Linked DNA regions of Homo sapiens: regions 1 and 3 are each linked to region 2. The links are chromatin contacts, found by Hi-C or POLR2A ChIA-PET in ENCODE. All regions are on one chromosome and are shown on one strand. Each heading gives the region's core, a stretch centred on a gene start or an enhancer-like site at or near the end of the contact. The rest is flanking DNA. Distances are from core to core; before and after follow the strand shown. Region 1 has its middle 33 kb from the start of LITAF. Region 2 overlaps LOC105371082 (a long non-coding RNA gene). Region 3 holds the start of TXNDC11 (thioredoxin domain containing 11).

Evidence for each region. Hi-C counts contacts between places; a loop is a spot of excess contacts on that map. ChIA-PET counts read pairs that join two places held with the same protein, here RNA polymerase II (POLR2A). Pooled maps may share reads with other maps.
Region 1: a loop to region 2 is called in a map of Ramos, with 2.2 times the contacts of the local background. The contact joins two enhancer-like sites. A Hi-C loop is called at or near these places in 1 of 168 maps with a recorded cell type or tissue (Ramos), 2 of 37 single-sample maps with no recorded cell type and 2 of 50 pooled maps. POLR2A ChIA-PET finds 5 or more read pairs at or near these places in 3 of 52 experiments (K562, activated B cell and activated CD4-positive, alpha-beta T cell).
Region 3: a pooled map shows a loop between it and region 2 (4-fold over the local background). The contact joins the promoter of TXNDC11 here to the enhancer-like site in region 2. A Hi-C loop is called at or near these places in 1 of 37 single-sample maps with no recorded cell type and 3 of 50 pooled maps. POLR2A ChIA-PET finds 5 or more read pairs at or near these places in 1 of 52 experiments (activated T-cell).

The regions. Positions count from the first base shown.
Region 1 is chr16:11,617,715-11,621,490 of GRCh38, forward strand. It overlaps a transcript of LITAF not described here. Among named protein-coding and RNA genes, the nearest start is that of LITAF, 33 kb to the left of the region's middle. Within about 2 kb of position 1,942, at least 12 of the 41 ENCODE cell types and tissues checked have a DNase peak (open chromatin) inside an H3K27ac peak, as active enhancers do.
Region 2 is chr16:11,295,638-11,299,330 of GRCh38, forward strand. The region is part of intron 1 of LOC105371082 (a long non-coding RNA gene); the gene reads left to right. Among named protein-coding and RNA genes, the nearest start is that of MIR548H2, 9.0 kb to the right of the region's middle. RefSeq lists enhancers at 1,846-2,025, 2,157-2,840, 3,294-3,343. Within about 2 kb of position 2,099, at least 19 of the 41 ENCODE cell types and tissues checked have a DNase peak (open chromatin) inside an H3K27ac peak, as active enhancers do.
Region 3 is chr16:11,740,979-11,744,298 of GRCh38, forward strand. It overlaps TXNDC11 (thioredoxin domain containing 11), which reads right to left and starts at 1,879. Exons shown (of 12, transcript NM_015914.7): 1 at 1,499-1,879. The coding sequence starts at 1,752. It overlaps TXNDC11-AS1 (TXNDC11 antisense RNA 1), which reads left to right and starts at 2,036. Exons shown (of 1, transcript NR_186412.1): 1 at 2,036-3,320. RefSeq lists silencers at 1,327-1,996, 1,859-2,381.

The sequences.
Region 1 (3,776 bases), core at 692-3,191, 320 kb after region 2:
GTGCCTGGCCTATATGGTTTCAATCTTTCAGGCATCTGGTATAACTGAGCCAAGGGACAACGCCATCTCTTGATCTAAGCCTCTTTGAAGGTGTTAATGTAATATTAAATTTCCTTCCCTCCGTAACCTATTTATTTATTTATTCATTCATTCATTTATTCATTTTATGTATTTGAGACAGGGTCTCACTCTGTCACACAGGCTGGAATGTAGCAGCTCGAACATAGCTCACTGCAGCCTCAACCCCCTGAGATCAAACGATCCTCCCACCTCAGCCTCCCAAGCAGCTGGGACTACAGGTGCATGCCACCACAACCAGCTTCCAAAAAAATTTTTTTGTTCGAAGAGATGGGGTCTCACTATGTTGCCCAAGCTGGTCTCAAACTCCTGGGCTCAAGTGATCCTCCCCAGTCAGCTACTGGGATTACAGGCGTGAGCCACTGCACCTGGCCATAACCCATTTATTTATTCTGTCTTTTACCTCCAGCTATTTTTGTTTCTTCTCTCCATTTATGCCCAAACTTTTCCCCCTTGGAAGAGACATTCCGTTCTGCCACTGTGCTGGTCTAGATTGCAGGCAGAAATACTAGTCTAGCAGGTGCCTCCCCTGGCAAGGCGGGAGGAGAGCCCTGAATTTGTAATCAGCCAGGCAGAAGTAGGGGTAGCCTGGGGACGCCATTTGCACTGGTGTCTGAAGTGGGAGCAGTCCTGTGGGACTGAGTCCTTTGACCGTGCAGTCTGCACTAACTGTGGGCAGCTTCTGTCGGAACTGAATTGAATTGCTGGCCATGCAGCTGGTGTCAGAGAATCTGGAGAGCGTGCTTGATGGGCTCCCCGGGCTTTCGCTGTGTGCGATGGGCTAATAGCAAGATAGTTTCTCTCTGGCCATGGAGCCACTGGCCATTGTCCCCGCCTCCCAGTGGGTGGAGCATTTCTGGGGGTGGGGAGGGGGCGCTTCATAGAGCTGCAAATTAAAAACCCCCGCACTGGCCGGCCGCGGGGGCTCACACCTGTAATCCCAGCACTTTAGGAGACCGAGGCGGGCGGATCACGAGGTCAGGAGTTCGAGTTCAGCCTGGCTAACATGGTGAAACCCTGTCTCTACTAAAAATACGAAAGTTAGCCGGGCGTGGTGGTGGGTGCCTGTAATCCCAGCTACTCAGGAGGCTGAGGCAGGAGAATCGCGTGAACCTGGGAGGTGGAGGTTGCAGTGAGCCGAGATTACGCCACTGCACTCCAGCCTGGGCAACAGAGCTAGACTCGGTCTTAAAAAAAAAACAAAACAAACAAACAAACAAAAAAAACCCCAGCACTGCCCGGGCACGGTGGCTTACGCCTGTAATCCCAGCACTTTGGGAGGCCAAGGCAGGCAGGTCACTTGAGGTCAGGAGTTCGAGACCAGCCTGGCCAACATGGCAAAACCCCTTCTCTACTAAAAATACAAAATTTAGCTTGGTGTGGTGGCGCTTGCCTGTAATCCCAGCTACTTGGGATGCTGAGGGAGGAGAGTCGTTTGAACCTGGGAGGAAGAGGTTGCAGTGAGCCGAGATCACATCACTGTACTCCAGACTGGGTGACAAAGCAAGACTTCGTCTCAAAAACAAAAAACAAAAAAAAAAACCCCAGCACTGCTGGGCTCAGAGGACACATCTCCACATGGCATGATGAGGCAAAGACCAGTGCCCCAAAGGCCCCAAATGTCATGTGACCCATGTGCACTTCACCCTGTGGCAAGAAGCTGCCAACTCAGCCCTCTTCAGGGGTCATGCAAGAGACAGAAACAGGAGAAGCAAGCTGAGTATAATTATTACAGCCACAGGGCATTCTTGGCTTATATTCTACTTTCCCACTTTGTTTTTGTTTTTTTTTTTGGAGACAGTCTCAGTCTATTGACCAGGCTGGAGTGCAGTGGTATGATCATAGCTCACTGCAGTGTTGACTTCCTGGGCTCAAACCACCATCCTGCCTCAGCTTCCTGAGCAGCTGGAACCACAGGTGCATGCCACCACATCTGGTTAATTTTTTAAAATTTTTCTTTTGTAGAGGCGTCATCCTGCTATGTTGCCCAGGCTGGTCTTCAACTCCTGGCCTCAAGCGATCCTCCCACCTTGGCCTCTGATATAGTTTGAATATTTGTCCCAGACCACATCTCACGTTGAAATGTAATCTGCGGACGGGTGCAGTGGCTCATGCCTGTAATCCCAGCACTTTGGGAGGCCGAGAGCAGTGGATCACCTGAGGTCAGGAGTTGGAGACCAGCCTGGCCAATATGGTGAAACCCTATCTCTACTAAAAATACAAAAATTAGCCAGGTGTGGTGGCGGGTGCCTGTAATCCCAGCTACTTGGGAGGCTGAGGCAGGGAGATTGCTGGAACCTGGGAGGCAGAGGCTGCAGAGAGCCGAGATGGCACCACTGCACTCCAGCCTAGAGGACAGAGTGAGAGTCCGTCTCAAAAAAAAAAAAAAAAGAAAAGAAAAGAAAAAGAAAAGTAATCCTCCACAATGTTGGAGGTGGGGCCTGGTGGGAGGTGTTTGGATCATGGAAGCGGATCCCCCATGATTGGCTTGGGCCATCCCCTTGCTGATGAGTGAGCTCTCACTCTGAGTTCATGGGAGATCTGATTGTTTAAAAGACTGTGGCCCTCCTCCCAACACTATCTCTTGCTCCTGTTTTCGCCGTGGGACATGCCTGTTCCCCCTTCGCCTTCCACCATGACTATAAGCTTCCTGAGGCCTCCCCAGAAGCTGAACAGATGCCAGCACCATACTTCCTGTACAGCCTGCAGAACCATGAGCCCAGTAAACCTCATTTCTTTATAAATTACCCAGTCACAGGTATGTTTTTACAGCAATGCAAGAATGCCTAAAACAGCCTCCCAAAGCACTGGGATTACAGACGTGAGCCACTGTGGCCAGCCCACTTTCCCACTATTGAAGGTGATATGGAAAAAATAGGTCATTTCTATTCTGTGAAAGAATCAGCAGCACAAGTATGATGATATTAGGAACTTATTCTCAGCCTGTGGTCAGGGAGACAGACAATAGGGAGTGGTGGGGACTGTGACAAACTGAAGGGCAAGGCCCCATGTAACAGGTGCAGCGGGCACTGTCATGGCCCTGCCCACATCTCCCTCAGCAGCTGCTGCTCCAGGACATGTCAACACTGCACACTGGGCTCGCCATTTGTGACTTTCTATTTTGAGATGGTCTCGCTCTGTTGCCCAGGCTGGAGTGCAGTGGTGCCATCATGGCTTACTGCAGCCTCAACTTTCTGGGCTCAGGTGATCCTGCCACCTCAGTCTCCTGAGTAGCTGGGACTACAGGCGCACTCCACCACACCCAGTTAATTTTTTTTTTTTTTGAGATGGAGTTTCGCTCTTGTTGCCCAGCCTGGAGTGCAATGGCAGTGCGCGATCTCGGCTCACCGCAACCTCCGCCTCCCAGGTTCAAGTGATTCTCCTGCCTTAGCCTCCAGAGTAGCTGGGATTATAGGCATGTGCCACCACGCCCAACTAATTTTGTATTTTTAGTAGGGACAGGATTTCTCCATGTTGGTCAGGCTGGTCTCGAACTCCCGACCTCAGGTGATCTGCCCACCTCGGCCTCCCAAAGTGCTGGGATTATAGGCATGAGCCACTGCACCCAGCCCCAGCCAATTTTTATATGTTTTGCAGAGATGGGGTCTTGCTATGTAGCCCAGGCTGGTCTTTAACTCCTGGGTTCTAGCCATCCTTCTGCCTCAGCCTCCCAAAGTGCTGGGATTACAGGCATGAGC
Region 2 (3,693 bases), core at 849-3,348:
TTAGAGATGTGAGCCACCATGCCTGGCCTTCATTCCCTCTTGATGGACACTTGGGCTGTTTCCAATTTTCTGCCATTATAAACAGTGCTGCTGTGGCTAGAATTTCTCTGGAATATATTCAGTGGACTAGCAGTTCTCAAATTTTAGCATGCACCAGAATCACCTAGAGGGCTGGTAAAGACACAAGGTTCAATCTAGAATCCCACGTTGCATTTACGCTACTACTTTTTCTGTTTTTTCCTCTTAAAAATTAAAAAACAAAAAATAGAAACGGGTTCTCACCATGTTTCCCAGGCTGGTCTCAAACTCCTGGGCTCAAGCAATCCTTCCACCTCAGCCTCCCAAAGTGCTGGGATTATAGGCGTGGACCACCATGACCAGCCCTATTCCTTTTTAAATTAATAGTAATAATAAGCAAACCTGGAAAAGACCCCACACGTCCAGAGGTGTTCAGGTGAGGAGTCGGGGGAAGGATCATGAGACAGGATCAGCGTCTTGACCCAGACTTGCTTGGGCCCTGCAAGGACCTGTGGGACCTCTGGGCCCCTCTCACCTCCAGACAGGGCGGCTCCTCCCCACACCCAGCTGGGTGGAGTGGGTGACCTATCTATACTGCTGGCCCTGTGGGCCCTGTAATTAGAGAGATCTACTGGAGTTCAGCATCTCTATGACCTAGGAGAGTCCCTACAAAGAGTCTCAGGCTTCCCCTCTGTGGAGGAGTCCAGGGTGGGGGTGAGAGGCTCTGAGGGGCTGCACTCAGAACCTGGGTCTTTCATTTATTTGGCAAATCTTAAATGTCCCAAGTATTCACCAAGCCTTGTGCTGGTGCTGGGGGGACAGCAGAGAGCCTGACACTCCCAGGGGGCTCCTCATCAAAGGGGAGGCCTACAGTAAACAAATAATTACACAAATAAATATAGAAAATGAACTGTCACTTGGGGAGGCGTGGGTCTTGGAGTGGGGTTTTGAGGTGTGAATAGGAGTTCACAAAGCCTCAGAGGAAGGGGAAGGACTACGTTATTCATAAAAATCTCACTGGAAATGAAAAACACTTTGAGGGTTCCGCTGTCTGTTGTCAGACTACCCAAATACCATTGCCAGGAAATTCCAGCAGGCCCACACAGCAGAGCGGTCCAGGGCCAAATAACTTCAAAAAGTAAAATTAGAAAAGCCTCTCTGAAAAGTAGCTGTACACCTAAAGTCTATGTTTAATGTGGCCCATAGATGTGTTTTGTAGGTTTGCTCTGATGTGGATTGGGGTCCCCCAAGCAGTTGTACCAGTCACACCTCTGAGCTCCTAAAGCAGCTCTGGCAGCCAGGCAGGAAAACCATGGGCAGTTTCTTATAAAGTTAAACATTCACCTACGCTGAGACCCAGCAGTCCCACTCTCAGGTATTTACCCAAGAGCAAAGAAAGCATGTGCCCATCAAGATCTGTGCACAGATATTCATAGGAGCTCTGCTCCTAATAATCCCAAACTGGGAAACGTCCCAAATATCCATCAACAGTGAGAATGGATAAACAAATTGAGGTACCTCCATACAATGGGACACTGCTCCCCAATAAAACATTGCAAACCATTGCACACACCACGTCATGCACCGCTCTCGCACGTGTTGTGTTGTGTGAAACAAACCAGACAAGAAGGGACGCATCCCAAGTGACTGATTGGTTTATGTACAGTTTAAGAACAGGCAAATCTCACTGCTATTTATAGATGGCACAGCAGTGGTTACCTCTGCTAGTGGGGCCGGGGGTCGCTTGTGTACTGGGAAGGGGCTCCAGGGAACCTTCTGGAGGCTGAGGGTGCCCTTGATCCTGATTTGAGTGGTGACTATATAGGTATAAAAAATGATCAAGCTGGACACTTAAAGTCAACATAGTTTATGCACTTTCACGTGTAAACATTATTCCTTAAGAAAATAAAAACAGCACCAGTGGCTCCCCCCTTCCCTGCAGACTCCCCCGACACCACCACCTCCTTCTTCGCCTTGCATCGGTACGATAAGGCACTTGCTTGACGGGAAAGAGAAACTCAGCTGCCAGCTGGGGTTCATTTGCACTTTCCCCCGCCTGGTCTGCGGTCTGGCTGTGCAGCTAGCCGCTCTGACGGGGAGGAGGGGCCCAAAGCCACTGCCTGCCGCCTGGGCAGGGGAGAGGGGCACGTGAGGCTCATGGCAGAGGCACAGCCAGCTTCTTGCATGTGCCCTCCCCGGGGAATGTCTGCAGAGCCCAAGACTGCCACGCCGTGGGCACAGCCCTGGCAACAAACAGCCACTTACCCAGTCACCATGCTCTACTTCTCAGCTGCAGCCCCACGGCCTGGACTCGCTTGCCCAGGCCCCCCAGCCACAAATCCTGGGCCCCTCCCTGAAACCTCCAGACACAAACTCACTTCAGGCTGGGGCCTTGGTTTCCCCATCTGGAAAAGGGGTGAAAAGCCCCATCTTTCCAGTGTAGCAGTCGAGGCATTTGCAGCAGGTGTTTGTGCTCAGTGTATCGATGTAGGAGGCTCTCAAAAAGGATGTAGAAAACATGAATAGTTATGAGTCCTGTTTTAATAAAATTAGAATAAAAAATAAAAGCCAGGCAAGGTGTTGTGCGCCTATAATCCCAGCTACTCATGAGGCTGAGGCGGGAGGATCACTTGAGCCCAGTTCAAGCCCAGCCTGGGCAGCATGATGAAACCCAATCTCTACACAAAATACAAAACATAGCTGAGCGTACTCCCTAGCTACTAGGGAAGCTGAGGTGGGAAGATTGCTTGAGCCCATGAGTTTGAGGCTGCAGTAAGCTTTGATCACACAAGTGCACTCTAGCCTGGGTTACAAAAAATAAAATAGGCCAGGCACAGCGGCTCACAGCTATAATCCCAGCTCTTTGTGAGGCTGAGGTGGGAGGATCACTTAAGCTCAGGAGTTTGAGACCAGTCTGGGCAACACAGCAAGACCCCATCTCTACAAAAAAATTTTTAAAAAATTAGCTAGGCATGGTGGCGTGTGCCTGTAGTCCCAGATACTCAGGAGCTTGAGGTGGAAGGATCACTGGAGCCCAGGAGTTCAAGGCTGCAGTGAGCTATGATTGCACCATTGCACTCCAGCCTGGGTGACAGAAAGACCCTGTCTTTAAAAAACAAACAAACAAACAAAAAGAGTGAAAGATAAACAAATAATTAAATTTAAAAATAAATAGAACTAGAAGAGGAAGCCCAAACTATTTCTGAATGTGTTCATCTGAGAAGAGGGCAAAATGTAAAATACACACCAATTGTTTCACCATTATTTTCCCCCGAAGTTCGGATTAAAGAAAGGGAGGGGATTAGCGCTTCAACACACCTCCCTTTGTCCTGGGTGTCGTGCTTCAGCATGTGTGGATGGTAGCTTTGTGGTTAAAAAAAAAAAAGAAGAAGAAATGAGAGCAAAAAGTACTTTGAGAACTCTTTGTAGCTGTCACGTCCCCAGACCCTGTGGTGAGAACCTCCAGGGACACCTGTGAACATGCATGTTCCCAGGCCCAGCCTCAGGGGTCTGCACGTTTAAGAAATGGATGCACTTGTCTAATGATGAGGGCAATGGTGCCGGACACTGCCCACGTGTCTGCTCTCTAGGACAAGCCCTTGAGACAAGTATCATTATCCCGTTTAAAGACGAGAAAACTGGCAGGGTGTGGTGGCTCACTCCTGTAATCCCAGC
Region 3 (3,320 bases), core at 629-3,128, 450 kb after region 2:
TCTTGTGGGGTGTGCTACTGGTATCTAGTGGGTAGAGGCCGGGGATGCTGCTAGACATCCTACAGTAGTCAGGGCAGCCCCCACAACACAGAATTATCTGACCCAAAATATCAACAGTGCCAAGACGGAGAAACCCTGCTGACAGTACCTGGCCTATGGAAAATGCTCACTGAGAGTTATTATAATTTATCTTTCCACTAAAATCCCCGATCTTTTGACACCTCTTTGACAACTGGCCACATATCGTGCTAAATAAACTCAAAAATGTTCCGAGGTGAAATCACAGATATCATAGTAGCAATACAGATCTTATAAACTGGAATCCCAAAAGACCCACTGTGGATTTGGGAGACCAGAAGTACACCTGAAATATACAGCAAATTTTGTATGTGTGTACATTCCTGAAAAGACACACATGAACTTTCATGTTCCTACCCCCTACACCCCAGCCTACTGTCAGGCCTTTTTATCAATTCCAGGGAAACACCAAGCTTGCCCAGCCTCAGAAACTCTGCATTTGCTGTTCGCTCTACCGTGGACACGCTCCCCCGGGATCTTCCCAGCGCTGGTCCCTTCTCCTTTTTGTATAAGCTTCAAATGTCACTTCCTTAGGAAGTCTTTCCCCACCGCCATCGTTTCTATGCCCTGCATAGCACTGAAGCTTTAAAAAATTATATTTACTTGTTCACTGTCCCATCCACTCAAGGGAGCAAAAAGTTCACCCGGACGAGCGTCCGGCACATAGTAGGTGCAGATAAATAATCGTTAGATCAGGCCGGGTGCGGGGCTCTCGCCTGTAATCCCAGCACTTTGGGAGGCCGAGACGGGTGGATCACGTGAGGTCAGGAGTTCGAGACCAGCCTGGCCAACGTGGTGAAACTCTGTCTCTACTAAAAATACAAAAATTAGCCAGGCGTGGTGGCGCGCGCCTGTAATCCGAGCTACTCAGGAGCTGAGGCAGAAGAACCCCTTGAACCCGGGAGGCGGAGGTTTCAGTGAGCCGAGATCGCGCCACTGCACTCCTGCCTGGGACACAATGCGTGACTCCGTCTCAAAATAAAAATAATCGTTAGATCAATGAGTGCGGGAATTCTAAAAGGGGTCTGGAACTCTCGCAAGGTTGTGGATCACTACACCTGAAGCTTAAGGGGAATGAAATCGGTGAGAAATGAGGGTCCTACAGCCCGGGCCGAAGTGACAGGTCCACCCCTAGTGACTCCAACAGGTGAGGAGCACCCCCGACCCGCCTCCCTCGGCACTAAAGCGGGACGATAGGGCGCAGGGCTCCACCCGGAAGCCTCGCCATAATGTCCGCGGGCGGGCCGGGGCGAGGAGAAGGTGGGAAGCCGTGGCCGCAGGTTCCGGGAGGGGTCAGCCGTCCTGGGCAAGGTCAGGCCCGACTTCCCCGGCTGAGGCCGCTGCGACCCGGCCCTGCAGGCTCCAGGCGGCAGAGCAAGGGGAGCGCCCTAGCGGGGCCCCAGGGTCCGGGCCGCCTCACCTGCAGGTGAACTTGAGGGCGAGGAGCAGCGCGCAGCCGAGCGCCACGGCCCCGCAGAGCAGCTCCGGCCGCTGGCGCGCCATGAGGAAGGCGCCACGCAGCCCGCGACGGAGCCGGCCCGCCGAGGACGCTGTGGCCAGGGTCGGGCTCGAGCTGAGGCAGTCTGAGCCCGCGGGGCCGCCGCCGCCCCCTCCCTCGTCCTCGGCGTCCTCGCTGCTGCTGCTGCCGCCGCCGCGGCCTCCGCATTCCGACATTACATGCTCCCAGTCGCCGGCTTTATACCGCCGCCGCCGCCTCGGGCCCGAAGGCCCGGCCCGGCCCGTTGCTCCCCAATCCCGCAGCTCGCCGCACCCGCTAACCCGGACGCTCCACGTCAGCCGCGCCGCCGCCGCGGGGTCCGCCCCACCTCACACCCCAGAGCACGCAGCTCCGCCCACCGCTCACGGAGTCCGGGCGGGCACCGACACCGCCCAAATCCCCGCCCCCAACGGGCCACGCCCTGCACCCTACGTAAATGCACGGAAGCCTTCCCCGCCCGCAGCCCAGTCTTGGCCCCACCGGTCACGACCCCGCTCACGGAGTCTGCGCAGGCGCCGTCGCGGGGCGTGGAGAAGCTGCTCCCTTGGGATAAGGCCCGCGGGGAATACTTGGAACCTTGACACCGCTGTAGTCTGCTCTCGCCGCGCTGGGTTTTAGGAGCCGTAACGACAATAATCGTGTCCACCATTCTCACTACAGGCCCCGAAGCACGTAGGTGCCGTTTTTTATCCCAACTTAACTGAAGAAAAAAAAAACACGGCCGGGCGCGGTGGCTCAAGCCTGTAATCCCAGCACGTTGGGAGGCCAAGGCGGGCAGATTACATGAGACCAGGCGTTCAAGACCAGCCTGGCCAACATGGTGAAACCTCGTCTCTACTAAAAATACAAATATATTAGCCGGGCGTGGTGGCGGGCGCCTGTAATCCTAGCTGCTTGGGAGGCTGAGGCAGAGAATTGCTTGAACCCTGGAGGCGGAGGTTGCAGTGAGTGGAGATGGCGCCACTGCACTCCCGTCTGGGGGAGAGAGAGAGAGAGACTCTTGTCTCAAAAAAAAAAAAAGGACTTGTCCTCCAATGTCAATAACAACAAACTAGACAAATAAAACTTCGAGGGCATTAAGGCAATATGGTGTTATGCCACAAACAGAAGGCACAGCTAACGGCCAGTAGCTGAGACGCCACCTCTGCCACAGGTCAGCTATGTGACCCACGTGCAAATCTCATCACTTCCTGTCTGGTTCTGCTTCTGTGGATGTAGAATGGGGCAATCAATGGCTGTCTTGCTCAATTGGCCAGACATTTAATGTGTCAACCACCCAGGCCCAACATGTTGTGAGTTCATGTACACCGACCATTTTGCTATTTCTTTTCTATATGTCACTTTTTTTTTTTTTTTGGTTGTTTTTTGATACAGGGTCTTGTGTCACCCAGGCTGGAGTGCAATGGCGCAATCATAGCACACTGAAGCCTTGACAACCCCAGCTCAAGCGATCCACCCCCGTCAGCCTCCCAAGTAGTAGGCAACACAGATGTGTGCGACTACGCCCAGCTAATTTTTTTTTTTTGTGGAGACAAGGTCTCTCCATGTTGCCTAGGCTGGTCTTGAACTCCTGGGCTCAAGCGATCTTCCCCCTTCGACCTCCCAAAGCGTTAGGATTATGTAAAAGCATGAGTCACTGCGCCCACCTGTCACATCTTTTTGTTTCTTCTATACTGCCTTATTTTGTAGAAAGTAGCTATTTTCTCGTATAACATTAATTCCTTTATTTTTAACTTGTCCCTCA